Regions from separate parts of the Mus musculus genome. Here regions 1 and 2 are each linked to region 3. The links are chromatin loops, found by intact Hi-C in ENCODE. Cell type or tissue: heart. All regions are shown on one strand.

Evidence for each region. A loop is a pair of places that touch in the nucleus more often than their neighbours do. Peaks named below come from ENCODE experiments on the same cell type or tissue, not always from the same donor. Only the 100,000 strongest peaks of a DNase experiment are listed, where the experiment ranks them.
Region 1: a loop joins it to region 3, with 4 times the contacts of the local background. A loop is called at or near these places in 12 of 42 quality-filtered maps.
Region 2: it touches region 3 in a loop (11-fold over the local background); 9 of 42 quality-filtered maps call a loop at or near these places.

The regions. Positions count from the first base shown.
Region 1 is chr1:92,450,477-92,458,476 of GRCm38, reverse strand. Ndufa10 (NADH:ubiquinone oxidoreductase subunit A10) reads left to right here. Exons shown (of 10, transcript NM_024197.1): 9 at 6,358-6,466. Among named protein-coding and RNA genes, the nearest start is that of Mir6900, 10 kb to the left of the region's middle. In heart, a CTCF peak has its summit at 4,504; no DNase peak of the experiment used is centred here.
Region 2 is chr1:91,966,120-91,974,119 of GRCm38, reverse strand. It overlaps Hdac4 (histone deacetylase 4), which reads left to right. Exons shown (of 27, transcript NM_207225.2): 14 at 1,234-1,420; 15 at 3,044-3,177; 16 at 5,662-5,767. Among named protein-coding and RNA genes, the nearest start is that of Gm46242, 90 kb to the right of the region's middle. In heart, a CTCF peak has its summit at 4,893 (motif pointing right); a DNase peak (open chromatin) is centred at 6,879.
Region 3 is chr1:91,909,373-91,917,372 of GRCm38, reverse strand. No RefSeq gene overlaps it. Among named protein-coding and RNA genes, the nearest start is that of Gm46242, 34 kb to the right of the region's middle. In heart, a CTCF peak has its summit at 3,359 (motif pointing left); DNase peaks (open chromatin) are centred at 2,492, 3,282 and 4,432; H3K27ac peaks cover 1,060 bases.

The DNA.
Region 1 (8,000 bases), 540 kb before region 3:
GCCTTGTGTTTCAATTGTTGTTGTTAAATACATCTTCTAATTAGAGAATGCTCATCTGCATATGCCTGCTGTTTTCTTTTGTTCTGAAATTTCCTCTGTCTGAAATATTATATTAACATTTACAGTAATATTAACTTTTGCTCTCAGCAGAGGCATGGTGTCTTGTCCATTCTTTTACTTTTATTATCCTAATTTTAAGTCATTTTTCTACACAGCGAGTAGTTACGTCTTTTTTTTCATATTGTCTTGACAGTTGTATCTTCTATACTTGGATCTTTAACATTAAAATGAGCAGTACTATTAGAATCCATTTCTCTTGTGCTTTCTATTTAGTACATTGTTTCCTTTCCCCATCTCTGAATTTAACTGATCATTTAATATATTCTGCTTTGTATCAGCATTTCATACTTTAGAAAAAAACTACATTTCAGTTGCTGTGTTTTCCTGTAATTCCTAGCTCATCTGTGTCCAGTGCCATTCCACAGGAGGGCAGGTGGCTGACAGCATGGTGCACTCTCAGTCCCTTACAGCATTGCTGGCATTGTTCCACTCTACTGCAAGATATGATCTCTTAGTATATTGTAACTGTCATCTAAGAAATGTGCAGTTAGCCTGCTTTAGCCACAACATTGGCCAAGTTTGTTGTTGTTGTTTGTTTGTTTGTTTGTTTGTTTGTTTGAATATTGTGGTTGTTCTGAGTATGTGGAGATTTTTCCTTCTCAGTATTCTTTGAGCATTGTAGTGACTGCTGTGTCCACCGTGAGAATTACTGAAAGTGTGTGGCTGGAAACATGGAGGCTGTGTGACAGTCAGTACTGTGCTTTTTATGTCCTTAGAGTTTGCTCTCCACAGGGTCTCTGAAAGCAACCCTGTGGATACCATGGGATACCTATTACTGCTTGAAATGGAGTCATACATTCTGTTCCCTTGAATAGGTAGGGCTGTGTGTGTGTGTGTGTGTGTGTGTGTGTGTATGTGTGTGTGTGTATGTGAAAAAGAGAGAGATTGAGATTGATTTATTGGATTGATTTATAGGTTGCTGTTGTGATAATCCAGCAATAGCTATTTGACACTATTCTCTCTAATCCCTATCTGGTGCTGAGGGCCTGGAGGATTCCTAGAGTCTTTTTTTTTTTTAATTTATTTATTTATTTTATGTATATGGGTACACTGTAGCTGAACAGTTGTAAGTCTTCATGTGGTTGTTGGGAATTGAATTTTTAGGATCTCTGCTTGCTCAGGCCCAAAGATTTATTTATTATACATAAGTACACTGTAGCTGTCTTCAGAAGAGGGCATCAGATCTCATGACGGGTGGTTGTGAGCCACCATGTGGTTGCTGGGATTTGAACTCAGGACCTTCGGAAGAGCAGTCAGTGTTCTTAGCCACTGAGCCATCTCTCCAGCCCCAATCCCAGAGTCTTAAGTGTACATTAGAGTCCCAAAGAAGTTGGTTCTAATATTGGTGCATGAATGCTGCAACAACAGGATAGATGGACTTGCCAGCAAGAATGAAGACAAGCAGGCAGGAAGCATTTGCCTCATTCTGTAGCCCTGACCATCCAGCCAAAATATAGTCTCCAGCTCATAAATCAATATTCAGCCAATCACACATCTGGCTATTTCATCTTTCAAATAAAATGTATAGCCAGGTACCCTGCCCATAGTGGTGCTCACTGTGAAGATTTCCCTACACTCCAGGGTTCTCCAGAAGGTAGTATGTGCTTTGAATCAGCATTCAGTATATGGTGCTGCTTCCATAGCCAGTCTAGGTATCAGGAAGTGGAAGGAATGATTCCATTCACTGTTCCCCTAGAATCCAGTAAGAAAAATTGTGCTTCCTGATTCTATGGCGTTCTACCCTGCTGTCCTAGAGGTTTTAGTACTAGAGAGTGGGGTGTTGCTGTGAAGAATCTGGCCATGTTTTATTTATTTGTTTTGTTTTAAGGTATGTGGAAGGCTTTGATGTTTTAGATTAGTAAAGTAGCTGCATTTTGTAAGCAGAACATAATGGGCTCTTGTAGTAGGAACTTGAAAGTCAGTAGCACTGAGGCTCATACTCACGCATGGACTTTACCAACAGCTAGGCTGTGATACCTTGGCTAGGAATCTGGCTGCCTTCTGCCCTTGTCCTGAGAACTTGCCTGATGCTAATTAAGTAATAGACTAATCTCTTTGGCAGAGGAAATTTCAAGAGAGTATAGCATTGAGTCTGTGGTTAGGTTATTATTGATAACCCGTATATAGTTCTACACTGAAAAAGAGCAAATGGAACAGAAAGAAATAACAACATATATAACCTGGAGGAAAATAAAAGCACTAGGAAGTTTAATGTTTACAGCCAAGGCATCTCTGTCAAGAGAGGCTTTAATTGTTTAAATAGATTAGTTAAGGCCAGTCCACATTGGACTGTCCCTCATTGGAGGGTAAGATGCCCAGGAAACAAGACCTCATACAGCTAAGCTTCTACCTTATGAGGAAGCTTCAACATACCGATGTGGTCAAAGGCAAAGAGGGCCCATCCCAAGCTAGCTGCTGATCTTGGCATGTTATCTAAATGGTATTGGCCCTAGAGGCGTGAAATACACAAGAATTGAGGAGTCAGGAATTCTTCCGTAGTTTCAGGGAGCTATGAGTCCAGGAAGTGTGTGGCAGAGGAGTCCTGCATGAAGGACAGCCCTAAGAGGACAGGAAGCCATATAAGATTGCTGCATGAAGATGAGAAAATGAAGGGTGGTTTGCAGTGGAAAGCCCAGATGGTGGAGATGCTGTGAGATGTCTGTCAGGAAGTGGAGCTGCTGCAGCACTCTGAGCCTGTCTGTGCCTGTCTTGCCCTGCTCTGTCATGTGCTTGGGATAGAGTCTGAGGCTGTTGGGCCCCTCCATTTATGCTAACCCTCACTTCTCCCCAAAGACTACTCTGAAGGCTGATGTACTACTCTGTTGTGGTTTCTCTTCTGATCCTGTTGTTCTCTGCTGGAGTGGTTTGGTGCCTTCATTTTGGATCTCTGCTTCTGGTCAGTTCCTAACTGCCCTCACTGTTTTCCAATACACCTCCAGAGGTTCGTCTGTTTTGTTTACTTGTTTTTAGGTTAAGAGAGTTCCTGTTTCCTCTTTATGAAGAGTGCTCTCAAGCACTAACATTTCTGTTCCTGGATTAGCTCAGAAACTGCAACCTCTGTCCTGCTCTAGCACCTGGTGACCTGAATCCCAGTGTTGAACTTTATATTCTTCACAGCCTGCAAGGTTATTACTGTCTTGTTATCACCATGACACCTCCTCTTAATGCCCTGAGTCTGTTACACAAATGTCTTGTGATCCTTGCTTTTTAGAATCAGTTAACTGGGCAGAGTGTATGAGCTAGCATTAGGGCACGAGGACTAAGATCCAAACAGACTCACTGCGACTAGGGAGTATTTCTGGCTTTTGACCTCCCACAGATAATACCATATCATTTTCTAAATTTGATCTGAAACACATGTTGATCTGACCCGTGCTTAAAATTCATAATTTTGGTATTACTTAGTTATATGGTTATCAGGGTATAGAGCTGTGACCTGTAATTTTCCCAGAGTTTGTGAGTTACAACATCCAATTAATTGCTTGTATTTCATTTACTGTGGCTTTGTCCTTTCCCTGTGTTGTGCCCTCTCCTCAGTTTCATAAGTTTTCAATGGTAATTGTGCTGATCTTAATTTCTTGAGTGAAAATTATGATCTGTTTCTGAGACAATTGCTGTAAACATGCCACTTGCCAGTTAGACTTATTTGGTCCAGACTTGACCAAATTATCGTTTTAGAACATTTCTGTTTAATTTCAGCTACATTTCAGTGCACCCCCCACCCCCACCCCCATACCCACCCTCCCAGCCCCACCTACTGCCCATGAGGCTCATTGCAGCTGCTGGAAGTTTCCAGACAGAGATCTAGTACTGTGGTGATGGATGCAAGTTCTCCACAGGGTTTCAGGCAGAACTACAGTTCAGGAGGAAGTAAAAACAGCCTGTGGAAAGTGGGAGAAAAGTGGCCTCTCTCCTATGGGAGAAATATTCAGCCATAGAACCTTAATTGCTGTTCTGTACTTTTCTGTTGTCGTGCCTCAGTGCCTCTGGTTAAAGCCGTCTGCCCATGGCACTAATCAGCCTGTGACACTTCGTCACATCATAGTTGGACACTGGTGTGGCAGGAACATTGTTCTCAGATGGGTTTCTCCATCTGTAGCGTTGAAATGTGTTTATTGCGTAAGCATAGCTCCTTATCAGCTTTGTGTTCTGAATCATAGAGGCTTCCCAGTGCCTTTAGTTCTTCATTATCTCTGATCAAGGATGTTATCTCTAGCCTATCTGACAAGTATTTACCGGAGATGTGCTGTGTCTCTCTTCATCCTGTGAGCTCTGCTAAGAGTTGTTTCTCCAGGTTTAAGTAAGGTACACAACAGAGTACTTTTAAAGCCTTCTTGTTCTTTTTCTGGGGCATGTGTAAATTGTAATTCTGGCAAATCATACATAGATGGCGCTGTTGTTCTATAGTTCACATACTTCCAGGACACCCTCCTTTGATATTTGTTAACATTTAAGGTGTACTTCATTTTTAGTTGAAATATTTTGTTACCACTTCAACAGAATTAACAGTAGCAGGTACAGAATAATCCTGTGTTACAGTAGAGAGCTGTGTGTGTATGCTGCTAGCAAGTCATGAAGAGCACGAGAAGGTTGTCAACTTGTTGCTGTAGAGAGGGAGTGCTCAAAAGTAGTGCTGAGGCCAGGCCTTGGCTCTGTGGAATTTCATGTAACAGCTAATCAGAGCAAGCTTACAGAGCAGGGCTAATGTGTCCTCTACAGACTCTACTGTTTGTATGCTTGAACTGTTTTTAAATGTTTTCATTTCTTTTGGCAGAAAAAAACCAACTGGATAGGATATGAAAGCTAAGAAAAGCAATCTTAATCTTTGACAGTGTCTATCTAGTATGGGCACTCACCTAAACCAGTGCAAACCACGCAGGAGGACGGGCAGGCAGGGCTACCCGAACAACTGTGCTTGGGGGATTTGAATCGCTCGATCATTGTGGGAGTGGCGCATTTGCACTAGGACATTCCTGCCACCAACTAAGTTCAGCCTTACCACAGTCATCATTTCTCTGTGATTTCTTGTGGAAGCAAGCGTGACCCACGGACCCATGCACCATGCATTCCTCTTAGGTTCTAGTTCTGTGGGGACCTGGCTGTCGCCTACGGGTTTATATAGTGAGCCATCTAGCCACCAGGAACCAGATACAGTTATAGAATCTACACTTGGAAATTGCAGACAAGAAACATCCTCTCTTGCCTTTACAACTTAGGTATAGCTAAGAATTTGTTGAAAATAATTACTTTGTTTCTTGAGCCTGTAAGATTAAGAAAGGCTTTAGTGCCTTTTCCCCTCAGACATTTGTCTCCCCAGGTAGCCCAGGCTGGACTCAAACTTGTGGCAGTTCCTTTGCCTTAGCTTCCCAAGTACTAGGGTGTCTAGCGCATGACTATGCCCAGATTTAATTTTTAAAAAAAGAAAAAAATGGGGAAAAAAAAGGTTTGTCTCTTCAAGCATAGTGCTTATGTTGAACCCATCTTTGAAGAGAATGGGATGTAACAGTTGTATAAACGTTCTTGAATCAGCAGAATGAAATGGTAAAGCAAGGGAGAAGCCTACAGTTGGTATTAGTAGTACCAGAAATGAATCTACCCTTGATAAATATGGCCCAGTGTGCTACCTAGCAAGTTCCATGTGGTACTGTCACTTGGCTTTCTAATGAGGGCATAGTGTGCATAACGTGGGGACTACCATCTGCTGGTAGATTACTCCTGCTATTGTGTGTGAAGTACACATTGGCTCCATTTTTCCATTTCCCAAACCCTTCATCGAGAGCCCACTATCTGAAGGTATCAGGGCTTCTCAGAACTCCCTCAGTTCTGGAGCTGTTTAGCAGAGTGGCTACATGACCCCAGAGATCTTTAAGAGAAGTGGTGCCTTGAACATGCCTGCTTGTGAACAGCACTTAGTTAGTAGTAGTGGTGTTGTTGTTGTTTTGGGGTTTTTTGTTTGTTTTGGGTTTTTTTTAAAGATTTATTTATTTTTATGTGCATTGGTGTTTTGCCTGCATATATGTCTTGCGAGGGTGACAGATCCCCTGGAACTGGAGTTATAGACAGTGGTGAGCTGCTGTGCAGTTGCTGGGAGTTGAAGCCAGATTCTCTTAGCATCCAGTGCTTCTAATTGCTGAGCCATCTCCCCAGTCCCTGTAGATACATGAAGAGTTAAGAATATTTGTCTAATGGTACTTATTTTGATGGCTTGTTGTAATCCATGTTTGTCTTACTTTTCAGGGTTCAGGATAAGACAGAAGTGCTGAATTACACGACCATTCCGGTCTACCTCCCAGAAATCACTATTGGAGCTCATCAGGGTAGCCGGATCTACAACAGCTTCAGAGAGGTGAGCCCTACTATGGGAGCAAAGTCAGGGATACATGTGACCACTAAGCCACCTCCGTGAAGAGTGGATCAGCTGCTGTCCCCCTCATTTCTAGTGATAAAGCACCGGATCCAGTGTCCTTTCTAGGTACATTGTCTTGTTGGACACATATCCTCCATTCACTAGCTGATGGCTCTAGTTCTTCACAGCTACATCCAGTGTCACCTTACTCCTCACAGTGTATCTCTGAGGTTTCCATTTGTGAGGCCTTACATTTGTATGTTTGTGAGGCCTTACATTTGTATGTTTGTGAGGCCTTACATTTGTACATTGCAGCAACGGTGCCGGACTGATGCACACATGGAAATAGCATCTCTCCCTCCTCGTGACTTTCTCTAGTTTATACATCTTCTTCACAAGTCTTTTGTTCCTCCATTGCTATTTCTAGCTGTGTAGGCAGGGTCAGGGACCTAACAAGACCAGTAGCCTGCACCAAGTAGCATCATGGAATAGGAAGAGTGTCCTCTGTCCGTCATCTGCTGTAGCATGTTGGTTCTTGGAAAGTGTGGAACACATGGGTCTGCATCCGGAGACAGCTGCCTGCACTCCTGTCAGCAGCAGCAGAGGCTACAGACCACTGAGCTTTGATTAAGGGGTTCAATGTGGCTGTTCCCCCTCCTCCCTCCCTTACTTGAAGGACTCAACATTTTCTTTTAAACAAGTTCTTTGAGCCTTTTTGAAAATAATTGTATTCACCATATACATTTGGGAGCTATCTCCTGACCATGGTCTGTGTCTGGACTGACATCTTACCTGAGTGGATACAGCTGCTCCCTATGGCCGCCAGGTCCCACACTCCCTACCTCCCTCTGCCAGCTGCAGAAGGATGGTCTACAGCATTGTGGACCTGCCTCCCTCTGTCAGCGTTGGCCTCACTGATAGTGGGTGTGTGGTTGGCGAGGTGGATAGTACTTTCCATCTTGTGCCTTTGACATTACTGCCTGTACCCATATCAACAGAGCTTGCCTTCAAGTTTCTTCTCAGGAATGTTGCTCCAGCACCTTAGACTGTCTTCAGCTAATATTTGCCCAGGATTTATTTTCTGTTCCCTTTCACGTCAGCCTTTCTCTGGTTATCTGAAGGTATTAAAACAAACAAACAAAACCCTCTAGTTATTCTGAGTGTTTGTAATATTTATCCAGTTACATTGGAAAAAGTACTTACCTGGGCTGTCTCATGGTGTTTTCTGACCTGTCCTGTGTATTTTACTTTTGGGGGATTATGGTTTTTTTCTGGCTTTCATGTATGTCCTCCTGCTTGCCAACTAGTCATCGTTCTGTTACTAGTTGGCCACTGTAGTGATTAACCTGGTAATGAAAATGGTCATCTCTGATATATTTGAGTCTAATGTCAGTAGTTTTCCTGTTGCAGGCAACGTAAAGTCACAGACTGTTGAGCTCTGTTTGCTTAACTCCTCCCGTGGACTGCTGTGATAATGGGTCCTAATTCTCCATACTTCTAAGTCCCTCAAGTTATTATGGGGACTGTGGGGACA
Region 2 (8,000 bases), 57 kb before region 3:
GTGTTCTCTGGAGAATAATCAATGAAGCTCTTTCATGGGGATCACAGGCACAGAACAGTTTGTGGAAATGCACAGAGGGAATATCACTCAGAGCCAGCCTGGGCCCCATGGAGATGCAAGCTGGGGAGGCTCTGAGCCTTCTGCTTCGGCCTGGGTGTTCACAGCCTACTAGAGGTGCCCTGCCTCCCTACTGTGTCCCAGTGTCTGCAGTTCCCCTCCTGTCTGCAAAAAAGTTCCTCTCCTCTGCTCACAGCTCAGGGTTTGCTGTGTTTCTCAGGAGTGAGCATTTTCCATAAGATCTGTTCACCAAATAGGACTTGAGATGAAGTTTGTGGGTGTGGGCTGGAGTTAGATTGCCTTTTTAATATGCAGCAGTGGCATGGGATAAAATGGCTTCCCTTTTCAGCTCTCTCAGGCCCTAGGAAGTGTTCACTACTGCCTCTGGCCAGGCCAACCTTGGAAATCTCCTCTTTGCCTCACTCTACCGAGCTGGCTTACTTCCCATGAGGACTTGCACCTCTGCCAGTCCCTAGATTCCCTATCAGGGTCTACATCCCTCAGGGTGCTAATCCCCTGGGTGGTGACCCCATACTTCTCAGACACCCACCCAGATTCTATCTCCCCCACAGTATGTCCTTGCCCTGGGCACCTGAGCTCTTAGTAGCATGTCCCTTCATTTCTCTCATAGTTCTGTCCTTCCTAGCATGAGAATACTAGATGGTGAGAGGCCAGGGTAGGAACACAGTAGATAATATAGAGCTGGCCCTTCTGTGTCTGTTTTGCTTTCCGGCCAAGTTTGGTCCACAAATTAGTCACCCTTTCACTACCAGAAGAACCTGTGGAGAGAGGGATGGCAGTGTACACTCACTGTCCCATTCTCACGCTGGCCAGAATGATTCTCCCAGCCAAGGACCTGACTTCTGTCCATTACCAGCCCCTCCACTACTGCTCACCATCTCTTCAGAGAATTCTTCCCAAGCCCCACCTGGACCATATCTCCCTGTGGGCCTTTGAGATGGCAATTCCCCTCATCCTTTTAAACGGGGCTTGTATGTCAAATGCCTTCTCCTCTATGATCCCACTCAGGTCATGGCACATGGTTAGGAGCCATGCATCCATGGTTAGTTGTCCCATGGCAGAGAGGCCTGTCAGTGGCTAGGGGAGACTATGTAATAAGTATCTCTGACTGTTGGGAAATGGTCTGTACTAATGGCCCTCTTTCCTGCCTTGCAGCAAGCCCTCCTACTGGAGCAGCAGAGGATCCACCAGTTAAGAAACTACCAGGCATCTATGGAGGCTGCTGGCATCCCTGTGTCATTTGGCAGCCACAGACCTCTGTCTCGGGCACAGTCCTCCCCAGCATCTGCCACCTTCCCCATGTCAGTCCAGGAGCCCCCCACCAAGCCAAGGTTCACCACAGGTAACTCATGACCTCTTGCTTGGAGTAGGGGATAGGATGTGGGGGAGGGGGGCTGTGGAGGAAGCCACTAATGAGAGGTTAAGGGAACAGCCTGCAGCTGTCCAGAGACAAGCAGCCAGCACCATGCCATGCCTGAGAACCACTCAGTCATGGGGCACACCATGGTCCTCTTATTCTGGGGCTAGCCAAAAACTCAGAAAACCACCTTCTCTTTCCCCTGAAGAAAGCAGTCCCACCTGTGTGCCAGCATGGGGCTTCCCAGCCTTCATTCTTGATCAGCAGCAATAGCAGCTTTATCTTCTGCATATATTCTCCTATACCAAGCCTAGGACATCAACATTGCCAGGAGGCTCTGTGACACCCTGTACAATGGTTAGTGGAAACTCTGCTGGAGCAGAGCAGACTCTGGACCTCTCTCCCCCTCTGGCATTGCACCTGCCCTGTGGACTGGAAGTAGTGTCTCAGTGCCACTTTAGTTTGCTCCTTAAAGGTCCAGAGGTCTAGGGTGAGCTCAACAGAGAGTGTAGACCACAGCTGCAAGGACAGAGATTATCTTCCCAAGATGACCACACCATCCCTTCCAAGAGTTCCCTGTGGTGGCAAGCAAAGAAGCTAGGGTGATTCTTTGTATTATTGATTTAATATTTCTTTGTAATGAAATGAAGGGAAATTCCATAAATCCTTCATAGGTCTTATAAAGTGTCTTGAAGAACACTGCAACTATAGTCATGTTCTTTTCTTAGAAGGAAACTTCCTATTTTAGGGAAAAGTTTCAGTAGTAATATCTCAAAATTAAAATTACCTAATCAATCAATCAAACAGTCAATAAAATTGCACCTCTGCATGTCCTTAAAGGACTGCAGCTCAGATAAGGGAAACTCTGCAATGATAACCTCCATGGCAACTTACATGCAAACAGTGCTCAGTGCTACAGCTCATAGTGTTCTCTGTGGCTGGTCAGAAGAGACCTTCTGTTTGTGCGGCTGGCTCAGCTCTACAGTCCAAAGCTACAGGCTGTGTTCATGTACTTGCTTGATTCACATCTGCATATGCATCTCACATAAAAGGTCCAGTTCTCTTTGTATTCTTGTATACATCTTGAGTAAGCGGGTACACGCCACCTCTCACTCCCCCCAGCCGCACCCCCCCCCAAGTTGAGCTGCTCTGAATTGGCAAGCCACAAAACCCATTCAGACCCGGACCACCTGGTACCTTGGACAGTGCCCACCTAACTGACCTGCTTGCTGCAGAGCCTGGGCAGTGACTACGCAGGCAGGCCTTGAGGGGACCAACACCTGCCATTCCTAGAAGTCAGTGTAGCACAGAGGCCACCCAGACCTCAGTGCCATTGTCTTACCTTTTCGCCTTTCTATCCATAACTTGGCCCTATGGTGTAGCCAGTCTTCCTGAGCTGCAGTGTTGGCCAGTGCTGGGTCTCTCTCTGACTATGCTTTTATCACGATCCTCTCGTACCAGCTTGGAAAGGGGGTGGGATGAACTTGAACCAAGAACCAGTTCTGCTCTGTTCCCTCCTAGGAATTCTGCTGCTATCTTAGGGCCACCTTCTGGCATTGGGTGGCTCAGCCCTGGGGACTACTCTGACTTAGCTCTGCTCCACTGTAGGTCTTGTGTATGACACACTGATGTTGAAGCATCAGTGCACCTGTGGGAACACCAACAGCCACCCGGAGCATGCTGGGAGGATCCAGAGCATCTGGTCCCGCCTGCAGGAGACTGGACTCCGTGGCAAGTGTGAGGTATGGGGTCTATAGGGACAGAGACCCCTTCCACCTTGTTTGTGCCAGGACATGGCCTCCAGCCTGCGGTATTCATATTCTCTACCAGTCTGTATTCATGTTGTAGTAAGGGAGAGGGTTCAGGAAACATTGCCTATGTATTCTCATCTCCATCCATTCTGTCTGTGGCCTTTTGAGAAGCCTGTCTTGGTTCCTTTTCTATTGCTGTGATAGAATACCTGAGGCTTATACTTTATAAGGCAAAGAGGTCTGTTTACCACCTCACAGTTTTAGTAGCTAGAGGGTCAAAAACAGAGTACCAACATCTAATGAGAATCCCCTGACTAAGCCACAATGTAACAGAGAAGCAGAAAGGAGACAGCTTGCTGTGTGAGCTGGCTTTTCCCTGTGACAGCCTGTTCATTTGAGAACTAGTTTAGGCATACAGGTCTGAGCCATAATAACTTCTAAGAGTGAAGTCCTCATTTCCCAGTCACCTTCTGCCAGATCTGCAGTGCCAGCACTACCATATTGGGTGTCTAGCCTCTTCTCCATGAGCTCTTGAGGGCACATTACCTGCTTCCTTAAGATTCGGTGTCTTCTACAGAAGATGCTCCACTCTGCTCTGTTCTCAAACCCACATGCCAGGCCGACTCCCCTTGGCTGTCCCTGCCTTCTTCCTAGCTACTTCTCAGCTGCTCCCTGTGGCTGACCAGTGTGTACATCCATGCTTATGAAGTGAGGGAAGGATCCAAGACCCAGAGTGAAGACCAGCCCACATGTCCCACCAGCCCTGTCGGCTTCATGAGCCCGTGTTCTCCTGTTGTACGTATCAGAAAGGTGCTCTGGGGATATGCGGAGAACTCTGGACCTTTTCCTCCTCAGAAGGAAAGTTCTGTGAGGCAGTAGCCAGTATAGAAAGTACCCCTCAGCCTGGTTAGCTTTGCCTCTGGTTCCTTTATGCCAGTGTCTCTACCCAAGGAGCTGTGTGGCAGACATTGGGTTGTCACTCTGGGTATTGGTACTCAGTTTCCCCAGGTGCCATGCTTGCCCTCAGCAGGGCTGGCCTACCTGCCAGTGGGTGTAGTGTTCACCCCATACCTGGCCACAGCAGAGCAGGTCACATAGAAAAGGGCTCTGTCCAAGATCATGTCAGGCCTCTCTGGGTTCCTGTGTCATGACACAGCAGGTATGCATTCCCAGGCCCTGTGTACTCAGGAGTCCTAAGCTCTGAGGAGAAAGGATGAATTTGGGTAGGGCAGAGACAGAGACCAGGGTCCTGTGCCTGGGAGCTGTTAGCCTCGGGTGAGCCTTCGTTCCTTTCCCTGTGCCCTAAGGCTGGCATCACCTACCTCCTAGGATTGCCTGCAGTACCTGCCACAGGAACCTATTGTGTCTTCTCCTCAGCTAGAAAAATCCCTTCAGTCCTGCACATCAGTATAGGTTAGGGCACAAGGAACCTCAAAGGCCAGTAAATACCTCATGGAACAGCAGTAATTTCTGTTTTCTCTCAGTGGGCTCACCTGCCTTCCCTTATGCACTGGAGAATTCAGAGTTTAGATTTAGCCCAGGGCTCACATAGCCCTTGACTCCCTTACCACCCGTATTGTACCTCACTTTTGAGGATGTCTCAGTATCAGGCCCACACCTGCTTCTGAAGTCCCTCTGGATAGAAGATGATGAACAGGGGTGCGGTGAGGCCACAGGCACCTGCTTTGGAAGTCTGTCCAGAATGCTATGCCACTGGGGGGCAGCATTGACCAGTGTACACAAGTCGTGAGAAAAATCTCCTCTTTGTTGAGCTGGCCTTGCAGGATGAACTAACCATTCTGTGTGTCCAGATGTTGCCCTGAGGCAGCCTTCAGTTTTCAGCATTCATCAATTTCTTGTCCCCTCCCAGGAAAGTACACGCAGGCAGAAACTGTGAGGCATATTCTCAGCCAAGAAAGCAGGTGGAGCCAGGCAGGGGTAAGAACACAATAGATAAAAGCAGGGTAGCCACATCTCCTCAGTCCTTACTGCCTGTGTGGAGGCACAAGAGCACAGTAGCCAGCTCCTAGTGCAGCACAGAGCACAGTGTGTCACCATGTTCAAAGTGTCCCACAAAGGGCTAGTGTTGAGGGGATAGTAGAGCAGTGGCTTGAGGCCCCTCGAGAAGGAGCTCAGGCAGTTCCCTCACTTTAGATACTTCCTGCTATTTTTAAGCCCAGACCTTGGTTTTAGAAAACAAAGTAATAATTTATTGAAAATTATTGTGTGACAGTAAAGGGGGTCATGTTAAAAAGCAGAATTCTCTTTTTAAATGTTTTTCAAAGCTATGATTAAAATATAAGCCATCTACAATATTTTGAAATGTGATGTTATGTGCTGTTTTGTTTTCCACTTTTCAGAAAGTCAGTAATGATGTGCCTATCCCCATATTCAGGTTGCATCCCTCTGGGGCAGTGGCCTTGTCATGGTAGATAGAGCTGACACAGAAACATGTTCTCCCCTTGTGTCCCACAGTGCATCCGTGGACGCAAGGCCACATTGGAGGAGCTGCAGACAGTGCACTCGGAGGCCCACACACTCCTCTACGGCACAAATCCTCTCAACAGACAGAAACTGGACAGTAAGAAACTTCTAGGTACTCGAGACCTCCTTACATCCCTACCAGGTTTGATCTGCAAGTGATGTTTCCAGCCCTTGGCTCCTGCTGGCCAGGACAGGAAGGTTGGCTCCCACTAAGGCCACGGCGCAGAGAAGCCTAGAGCACAGTCAGCTCTGGAAGCTGTTCAGGAATGCTTACGGCCAGGGGTACCCAGCCCTTGCCCTATTTGCAGTTCCTTTCTAAGACTGCTGAGGGGAAGGCTCAGAGCAGGCCTGGAGAGTCCCTGGCCTGGCCACACTGAAGCCATTGGTTAGACTCGGGAGCTGAGTCTTGCCCCTGTCAGTCAGCACTCCTATGGGCAGGTTCTTGCTAGCAGAGACTCATCCTGCATCAGCAGAAGGGGCTTTATCAAATAAAAGTAGGCTTTGACAAACTGTGGGGCCCTATGTAATCCCAGAGTGCACTCTACATCACCAACCTGGCTTACCCCACAGACTCCAACTGCTCAGAGACAGTGATTTTTGCAGTGATCCAGAACTACAGGCAGTAGAAACAGAGACAGAGCTAGAGTTTCTTCTGGTCTCTTCCTTGAGACTCTGACTTCAGGTCGTGGTCCCACAATGGGGGTTCTTGGGCTGCACTAAGCCTGTCTCCCTCTCACCCTCTCTAGTGGGCCCTTTGAGTGCTTGCCTTCACCCTCAATCAGGAGACAGGGGACCCCTCTGCGGGTACTCAGCCAGTCCAAAGAGTACTGCCAGTGAGGGCTCCCAGCAGACATGTTCTCCAAGCTCTTGATGCTGTGCTCACACAGAGCCCTTCTGTGGTGTAGCCTGGTCTAGTGATAGTACCAAGGAGCAGATGGGAGTGGGATGGGTTTATGCTAGAATTTCAGGGCGCCTCTTGCCAGATTACACGGACCTAGGAGTTAGACCCTGGCAGGCAGCAATGAGGAAGTCTTAAGAGTGAATAGTAGGGCATGGCATGGGGCACTCCACAGAGAACTGGGGTGTGCTCTGCCTCCCTCCTGTCCCTGCCACCCAACACTGTTACTGCTGCCAAATAAACAGGAGGGCAGGCCTCTTGCAGCCTAGGAGTTCCATTCCTTAGCGTTCTTTCTCAGCCACTGGGGAACACTGCCAGCCTAGATGAGATGAAGCCAGAAGCTGCTCAGCAGCCAGAGGACAGCCCTGTGGCCCCATGGGAAACAGTCAGAGTAGCCTGGGATGTGTGGTCCAGGTGCTGTCTGCTACTGACCCAGGCTGGATGCAGGGCTATCATAGGTCTTCTGGGACTTTCACTCTTCAGGCCATGCCTTTTGTTTTGCCCTCTATAGCCCACTGTCCTGCACATGGGACCCTTGGCTATAGAGTACTCTCCACACAGGAGCAGGACAGAGCCAGCTAGACAAGTGCCCTCCTAGACTCAAGCCATTCCTCAGCCATCCCTTCCTCAACCCACCAAAGTTACCAACCTGAATTTTTTGAATTTTAAGCTAGTTTCAAACCAGAACATTCATAGAACTAGATGTGTACCATGTGGTACAGAAGTGTCTGTGCAAGGCTTGGGACATGATCACTCAGTGCCCACCAGTCACGTGAACACTGCTCCTCAGCTCATGGCCAGCACCGCTCTCCTGAGGCCCATTTCTGCCAGGGTCTTTTTCTTTTATAGACTATTTCCCCATGCCCCACACCCTATACTCACCCCTGCGTCCCAGCAGCTGTGTGGTGGACTCTGTTGCTACACCTGTGTCGCTGGACGCAGTTGGTGCCCATAGCTCACTTTTTCCTTCCTGCTAAGCTTCGCACATTGACACTGCAGAAAGTACCTGCTCCATCACCACCTAACCCCCAAGACCCACGCTTAAGTTTCTACAGCGTCCTCACCACAGACCTACACAAATGTCTTTGACCTAAGTACTTGAAACATTGTAATAGCAGTTATCCCAAGCCCTGTTAACATAGCCCTAATTAGATGTTTAAATACTGCTGTGCTTTTCTTTCCTTTTTCAATCCACACGTTTCTCTGCTGTGTACAAAGGCCATTTGTAGTTCTTCACTGATGTGCCTTTCCACATAGGACTGAAGTGAGTGGCAGGTGTGGTGGGCTGGATGCCATCCCTAGAGACAAGGAGGGGCCTAACAGCCGTGCTGGAGAGGAGAACCTGGCGTGGGTGACTCTAAAGCAGGCTAAGCAGACCTCTGAAAGCCTGGCTCTCACAGAGAGTGTGAGTTACCTCTCCTACCTCATCCAC
Region 3 (8,000 bases):
GACTGATACCTGGATAAAATAGAACCAGCAAGGGCCCATTATGGAACAGAACTATTATCTATAGTCTTGTCACCTTCCATCTGGACCAAAGCATCTGAATGTTCTTATAGAGATATCTTGGACAGATAGGGTAAGTACCCATACCCCACATGTGCCAGAGTCAGCCATGGGGCCACTGAACTGAAGGCTTACTCTTGTCAAAATCTATGACATATACACATGTAGAACACCTGCCTCCCGAGGGCATTTGAGGGAAAATGGTGGCAGAGACCCAGAACACAGAGCAGCCCTAGTTAGAATGCCCAGCCTCCTGGAATTCCACCTTCAAAACTGGGTCCCACATGTGCCATCCCAGAGGCCTGTAACAATCAGGAACTGTCCCAGAGACAGAGACCTGGCTTCTGGGTGGTCGGGACACTGGTCTGCGTGAGTCACTTGGCCTGTGAGGGAGCCATGATGGCTCCCCACGCCCACATGTCATGGTCCCAGCCCAAAATGTTTTCTACACTCCTTTATATTCCCAACCATTCTAGGAAACTTTTATAACCTTGTAAAAGAAGAATTAAGAATTGGAAAGAGAAGCCAGGCAGACAAGCCGGGGGAGGGTAGGAAGGGGACAAGCCGCTCAAAGACAGAACCATGGAAGGCCAGCAGCCAGCTCAGGGTGGGCCTGGCTCCTTCTTGTGCTCTGAGCCTTGGCTCCCTTGGGCTTGGCTCAGGGAAACACTCAATCAACTTCACACTCAAAAGATACAGTCTGGTCTGAAGAAAGGTGTCCTGGTGTTCACCAGAGCGCTGCCGCTGTGGTCTCCCGGAGTGACCTCCTGGGAACTGCAGGCTGTCAGCCTTCGCGGGTTCTCTCTCAAGGAGTTCCTGTCCATGCTCTTGTCCAGTGGCCGTGCTCATACTGCTTGGGTAGAGAAAGCACGTGTGTTTCTGCAACCATCACAGGCTGATGATGGTTTTCTTGATTTTTGCATGGTTCAGTGGGTTTGGGGAGAAGATGGCAGCCTGTGGACCCAGCCTCCATTTTAAAGGAATGGCCTTCTCCTTCCCCTTGATAAGGATGCTTCTCTTTCTCTTTCTGAATGTGAGCTCTCCAGAGTCTCGGTTTAGGTACCTCCTTAATCCTTTGAGAAAGTAAGAATACAGACATCCAACAAAGGTGGGTGGAGCTCCGTGAGGTGGGTGGAGCTCCGTGAGGTGGGTGAAGCTCTGTGAGGTGGGTGGAGCTCTGTGGGTGGGTGGAGCTTGACACGGTCTGCATAGCAAGTTCCATGCCACTCAGGGCTATATCCACTGCTCTTGGGGAGATCTGAATTTTCAAGAGAGGAGGAGTCAGGGGTCTCTGCAGCCCCTGCACCCTATAAACGATTCAAGGAGGTAAAGGCAGCACCACAGTTTCAGGCTGTTTGTTCACTGCCCCTGTTGCTTCTAACTAGAAAGAGTTAGGGAAGGAACTTTTCGTCCAGCTTCAGGGTAAGAATACCGTTGTTTGAAAAACCGAAGAGCGGTTAATAGAGGTCTGAGGGTTGAACACATCATCCAAGGCTCTCACTTAGCTGCTGTGGTGAGGCTGTGTGTAGAATGTCGTTTTGCTTGTTTAAGAGTGTCTACTAAGCTGGGCGTGGTGGCACATGCCTTTAATCCCAGCACTAGAGAGGCAGAGACAGGTGGATTTCTGAGTTCGAGGCCAGCCTGGTCTACAAAGTGAGTTCCAGGACAGAGACAGGTGGATTTCTCAGTTCAAGGCCAGCCTGGTCTACAAAGTGAGTTTCAGGACAGCCAGGGCTACACAGAGAAACTCTGTCTGGAAAACAGAACAAAAAAAAACAAAAACAACAACTAAAAAAGAGTGTCTACTAGCGTTTCAATAAGAAACAGCATATTGCTTCGCATCAAGGAAAAACAAAGTTTACTTATTCAAACAGGAAGACCTGCAAAGAAAAGGTGCTGGCTTGGACTAGTCCAACAGCCCCACCCTCAGCCCCACCCCCAACCTCCACCCACCCTGATGTGATATCTGTGCTGGTGGTGATTCTCAGGATTCCATTCCTCCGGAATATTCCTTGCAGTTTCTCACTAGGATGCCTGGTACGGTCCTTACCCTCAAGACAGTTCCAGCCTAAGAGGATACAATCAGGTTCCTGCCAGGCTGGTACATCGATGTCTACAGGGACCAAAGCCCCCCAGGCCATACATAGCATCCTACTTGGCACAGAAGGACTGGAGGTCCCCTGACCAAGCCACCGTCCTTTACAGACACACTGTGTGAGAGGCTGGATCTGGGAGGGTGTTCACAACACAAGGGAGAGCACCACTGGGCTCTGTACCCCAGCCTGCATCTCCTTGCTCCTTATGCGTCCTCAGTCCTCTGGACCCTCTGCTTGGGAGGTCTCCTTCCCCCAAAGGGATATTGTGGCCCAGCTTGGCAGGGAGCTGGAAAGCCAATGCTGAAGAGAACTGACCCTACCTTGAACTTTGCTGGCAAGGAAGTATAGTCCATAAGGGAGTCTGGGCTTCCTCACTCTCTTGGGCGGTAAATCAACCTGGGAACTGGACAGGGCGGGCCTGCCAGGGCTCTGGCAGAGGAGGTCTGCTTAGAGGAGCAGGAGGGATGTGAGCAGAATATGTGCATGTGTGTGTGGGGTGTGTGTGTGTGTGTGTGTGTGTGTACAGGTATATATGTGTATCTGTGGGTGGTAAATCATGTGTGTGTGCCTATCTATGACACAGAAGTATGTATATGTATGTGTATGTGTATGTGTATATGTATATGATGTTGTATATGTATATGATGTTGTATATGTATATGATGTATATGTATATGTATATGTATATGTATATGTATATGTATATGTATATGTATATGTATATGTATATGTATATGTATATGTATATGTATATGTATATGTATATGTGGGTGGTGTATCTTGTGTTTTCGAGTGTGTGTGTGTGTGTGTGTGTGTGTGTCCACAGGATACACATATGTATCTGTATCCATGGATATTGCATCTTGTGTTCTCTTGCAGAAACTGATTTGTTTGCTTTAAGATTCTTGCAGCTTGGGATGGGGGGTGGAGGTAGGGTGAATAACCTGAAAAAGACAAGATTTTCCCATACCTTCCCTGAGAGAGGGACTCCCTGAGAGAGGGCCTCGCCGAGTCCTCCACCCACACAAAAACTATGGACACCTCCTTCCTGCCCAAAGTGTCCTCTGTCCTGAAGAGGTGAATCACTGACACTCAGCCCTCTAATGCAAACTGACCCCTCCCTGAGGACACCCCCATCAGGAGACCTTGCCAAGGGACTGAGAGGTCTGCTAGAAAATTAACACTGAGGTATGGCGCCCCCTTGTGGTCCCTGCCATGGATCCCGTGGATTATGGGGTCAGGGCCGCAGGATGACACAGCTCCACAGACAGCAAGCTTCCCACCATGGGTCAAGAGTTTAATCAGCAAAGTGTGATGAAAAGTCAGCTCTGGATTGTCCAAAAGGTCCTGAGTGATCTAAGCAGGCCGCATGGCTAGTGTGTCTGGAAGCCAGGGGCCACAAAAGGTCCTAATAGGACAAGAAAGATCTGCCCCCTCCCCCGACCCCTCCCCCGACTTCAGTATTTCAGGGGTTTGCTAGGAGAGGACAAGGGACCACGGGCTCAGACTTGTCAGAACTCTACCCCACCATTTCCTCTGACCTTCAGAGGTGGCCTCACTGCCCAGGGTTGCTTTGTATCTTCACTCTCAAATTCACCCCAATTTTGCCTGCACGTGTCAAAAACACAGGATGCATCACCCACTTGTGTATGTGCAGGAGTCATCTTCAGGTGTCTCCCTGGGGGCGGAGGGGGTGTCACTGGAAGCTAGGCTGGCTGGCCAGTGAACACGGGATCTCTGCTTCTCTCTGCCTCCGGTTCTAAGGTTACAAATGCCTTTGCATTATCTCTAAGATGGAACTCCCATGCATTCTTCATGCTTGTAAGGCAAGCACTTTACCAGTTAAACCATCTACCAAGCCCTTTATGTATTTTTTAAGGCCTGCCCTGGGTACCTGAGCTGCTCTGGAGTCCACAGGGCCAAGCCTTGGCTCAGACTCCAAGGATGAGACACCCACCCACCCCCGCCCCCATGAGGACCTGGAGGGGCTAACAGGTCCCAGGGCCACATCCACTGCTCTGGAGTTTCACTCTGAGGACAATCTTGTGAGATTCTTACAGGAGGAGGAGTCTGTGGGACAGCATGCCTTCTGACCTCAGATCTGAGCCACAGGCCAGTGGTGAGACCCTCCCTCTGTCTAAAGGTCCCCATGCCCGCATGCAATGTGGGCTGTGGCAACTCGCTCAGCAATGCAGATGCAGCCAGATGTTTGGGATGTGATGGAATGTTAGTGTAGGCAGGGGCGGGGCGGGGGAGGGTTCTAGGACTTCCAGCCAGATTTCTGACATCCTTGTGAAAAGCAGCTATGGAGATGTAGGCCAAATCTCCTCCTTGGAGACCAGGGATGGGGGATTTGTGAGGGAGGGCACCAGAGACCAGATGTGATGGAGCAAATGCAGACAATGCACTGGACTCTTGGTGCAGAGGAAGGCCGAGGGGAGTCAGCCTGCTAACCTAGGATGCTCACTGTGCAGAGAAGAAGGGGTGTCTGTGGGGAGGAAGTGGGTGTAAAGAAATGTAACATGACTTTTAAAAAATCTGTCAGTTTGGGAGCATACAGCAGCTGCATGCCAAGGATGGAGGACAAGCAGGGCTGGTCTCTCCTTCGTCCTCCTGGTCTCTGTCAGCTGTGCTCTGAGCACTGCCCTTCTGTCCCTCCTAGGTTTGTTTTTCTTTAAGGAAGACAAGACCTCTCACTGATGTCACCTAACAATGGCACACACCCTACTCAGCCCCAAGTCCTGGGTGGTCACCCTCTCAAACACTTGTTTCCCTGGTTGACATGGTAACACAGGCCTGCGGCCAGGGGGCAGGGCTAGAAGGCTGAAGGAAGGAGCCTCTTCTTTACCCACACCCCACCTCCAGTCCTGTCCAGCACCACCCTGCCCTCAAGGTGTTAGCAGGTACTGCCGGTAGCCCAGGCTTTGGGAGGTCTGTTACCACCCACAGACCTGGCATCCTGTCTAAACCGCTGCCCCTTCCCAGCGTCTCCAGCTGAACTTCACAGTGCTTTCCTACACAAGTCCTTGCAGGCAGCACCTACCTCCTCCCTTCTCAGCCTTCAAAAGCAACAAAGTTGCGAGCCACAGTGTCCCAGCTAAGGTATCCCAGCAAGATTGCAACTCCCGTTGATTCTATGCCCATGCATCAGGTTTCAAAAATCACTCTTCCCAGTGGCAGAAACATTTCTTTAAAAGGAGCCTTGACCAAAACTGCAATGGCCAGGGGTGGCCACCATGCCACATGCCCTCTCTCTCCCACAGGACTGTCAGTTCAGGTGCAGACTTAGAACCTGTGACACTCAACAAACAAGACTGAAGCCCCCAGGCTGTGGGGCAGGCAGCCACTGCTCAGCTGAGACAGGAAGTATATCCTACTGCCGATGATGTCCACTCCCAGGGCTTCACAGCTGGGCTGACTGACAGCCAATACAGCAAGGACCCTGTGATGCAGGGCCTCACCTACTTCCTAGCATCCTGTGGAGGATGCTGGAGAGGCTGGGCCTCGACGAAAACAGCCCAGAGCCTTCTTATGAACTCAGAAGCAAGAGAGATTTGACAAGAGTTATCTAGTTACTTAATTAAAAAAAATACATCTACTTATTGGGTACTAAAGTAACTTTAAAGCATTAATAATAAGATTTCCTCAGAACCTCACCATCTTAACAAAGCATCCTGTGACTGGCAGCTGTAAGCGCTGAGCTTGACTCATTGCCCTGTGCTCAGAGTATGGCATTTGCTGCGTGTTCCTACTGTAAGTCACGTGCTGATCTGAACACACTTCACGGTACCGATGTCTATCATGTCCATGTGCTTATGACTTTTCATGACCATATAATATGTGTTTGTATAGATATAGTTGAACAACTATCCCTGAAAATTCAAACGAGTCCCCCTCCCCACCTTTTCTGCTTTTCATTGAAGCTTTATATACATGCATGCAGCTTTCCCATTTTCTAAGAGCGACTTTAAAATCAGCCATATAAATGTCTGGTTTCTGAGAAGGAAAATGAAGCAGACCCGAGGTCACATGTAATCCTCCCTCATCCCCAATCTTAGCAGAAAAATTATACACGTTTGGGTTTGTGACCATAAGTCAAGTTCCGAATGCATAGCTCTCCTTCGTTCAGCGGGGAGTTCTGTCTCTTTTATGGATCATCCAAATCCCACAGGTGGAAATGCTTCAGTGAGCAGATTACAATGATTCAAGATAACCGATGCGCGTTGGCCGGGACGAGCACTCCCACACGGGAAGTGGGAAGAAAGGTCATTCTGAACCCAGAGGCAGCTGAGCCACCCACCACTAGAGCAGGCAAAGAGATCTGGCGTGGGTTGCACAGGGTCTGCAAGAACCTTCCTCATCAGGAGGACAAGAGAGGTCTTCTGCACAAAGGCCATTCCTCCCGAGTGCCTGGATTAGCCCCTGTCTGCTCCAGAGTCTGTCCCTGGTCAAGCAATGCCTCTGTGGGTAAGTCCTGACTTGCAGCAAGATGGCCACAGGTTTCTTCCACCGGGGAGTTCAGCCCAGCACCATGTTTGTGAGAACCCACCCTCAGTCTGGCCCAGTGGCACGCATCACACCTGCAGTTCCTGGTCTGCATCATCGGGGAATCTTAGTACCAGATGGTGAAACGGGCTGACTGCTGGTCACTCGTGAGTCTGCATAGGTGCCATGGTGAATCCCTCTCCCCACTTGAACAGACACACCATCTGAAAGCCACCCTGACTGGACCCTGGCCTCTAACAATATCTGTCAGGCAGCGCTCAAGATTAGCTTGACTCCCAGTAAAACATTCCCCAGGGAGCCCCACTGTGCCCTCTCAGATCCTCATTCCACAGAGAAGGAAGAGATGATAGAATGTTTAAAATAGTGTGAGAACCTTGCACAGGCAGTAAGATCTTTGTCTAGACAGGTGTTATTTCCCTACCATTAGCCTGCCCACTGCCCTACTTATGGCTCTCCTGTATCAGCAAAATTGTCCTCAGAGGGCCTGGGTTACAGCGACATAGAACACACACAGCTGTGAATGCCAACCAAGCCTGTTCAGAGATTGGATTCAGTCATCACTTACTGTGATGCAGGAGTTTCTGCATTAGAAAACCTGCGCGCGCACGCGCACACACACACACACACACACACACACACAGACAGGTGTGTGAGTTTTCCAAACTGGGGTTCTGTGAAACACTAGTCTGCAGGATCGTTCTGTGTGCAGATAGGTTGGGAATGTGTCCCTGGAATAAGCCTAGTGAGCCCTAGGCATACAGTTCTAAGGATCTCCTGAACCTCCAAAGGGGCACTAGCCTGCTACTTTGGGGAGACAACCCCTACCAGCTCCCTGATAGGCTCATGAGCCGGGCCTAAAGAACACAGTGGGATCCAGATATCACATCCTAGACAGGGTAGATGGACCCTGTTGGCTGGGCACAGAATGGTGGTGCCTTTGAAGTCATTTTGTGGGTAAAAAGAAAAAAAAATGACCACTGGAAGTATTTTTCTACATCCACACTGCCTAGTTGAGTAAGCCACACATCAATAAAACAGAAACTCCTGTGAAGACAGCCAAGCCAACCCACATCCCTGAAAAGCCACTGGGCCTTATAGCCACAAGCTCTTTCTAGGATTCCTGCCACAGTTTGTCAAAAGGATGTTCACCAATGACAAGGGACTCTAAGAGCACAGGAACCACAGGTTGTACAGCCATCAGCACCCTGAGGTACCACTGATTAAGTGACTTCTTGGGTGACCCCCAGATACCCAGGAGGTTGCTTTCTGTTTCTAGAGAACTCATTATGAAGCCACCACAGGTACCCCTAAACTCAGGAGTGAGCACACAGGTATCGTCAG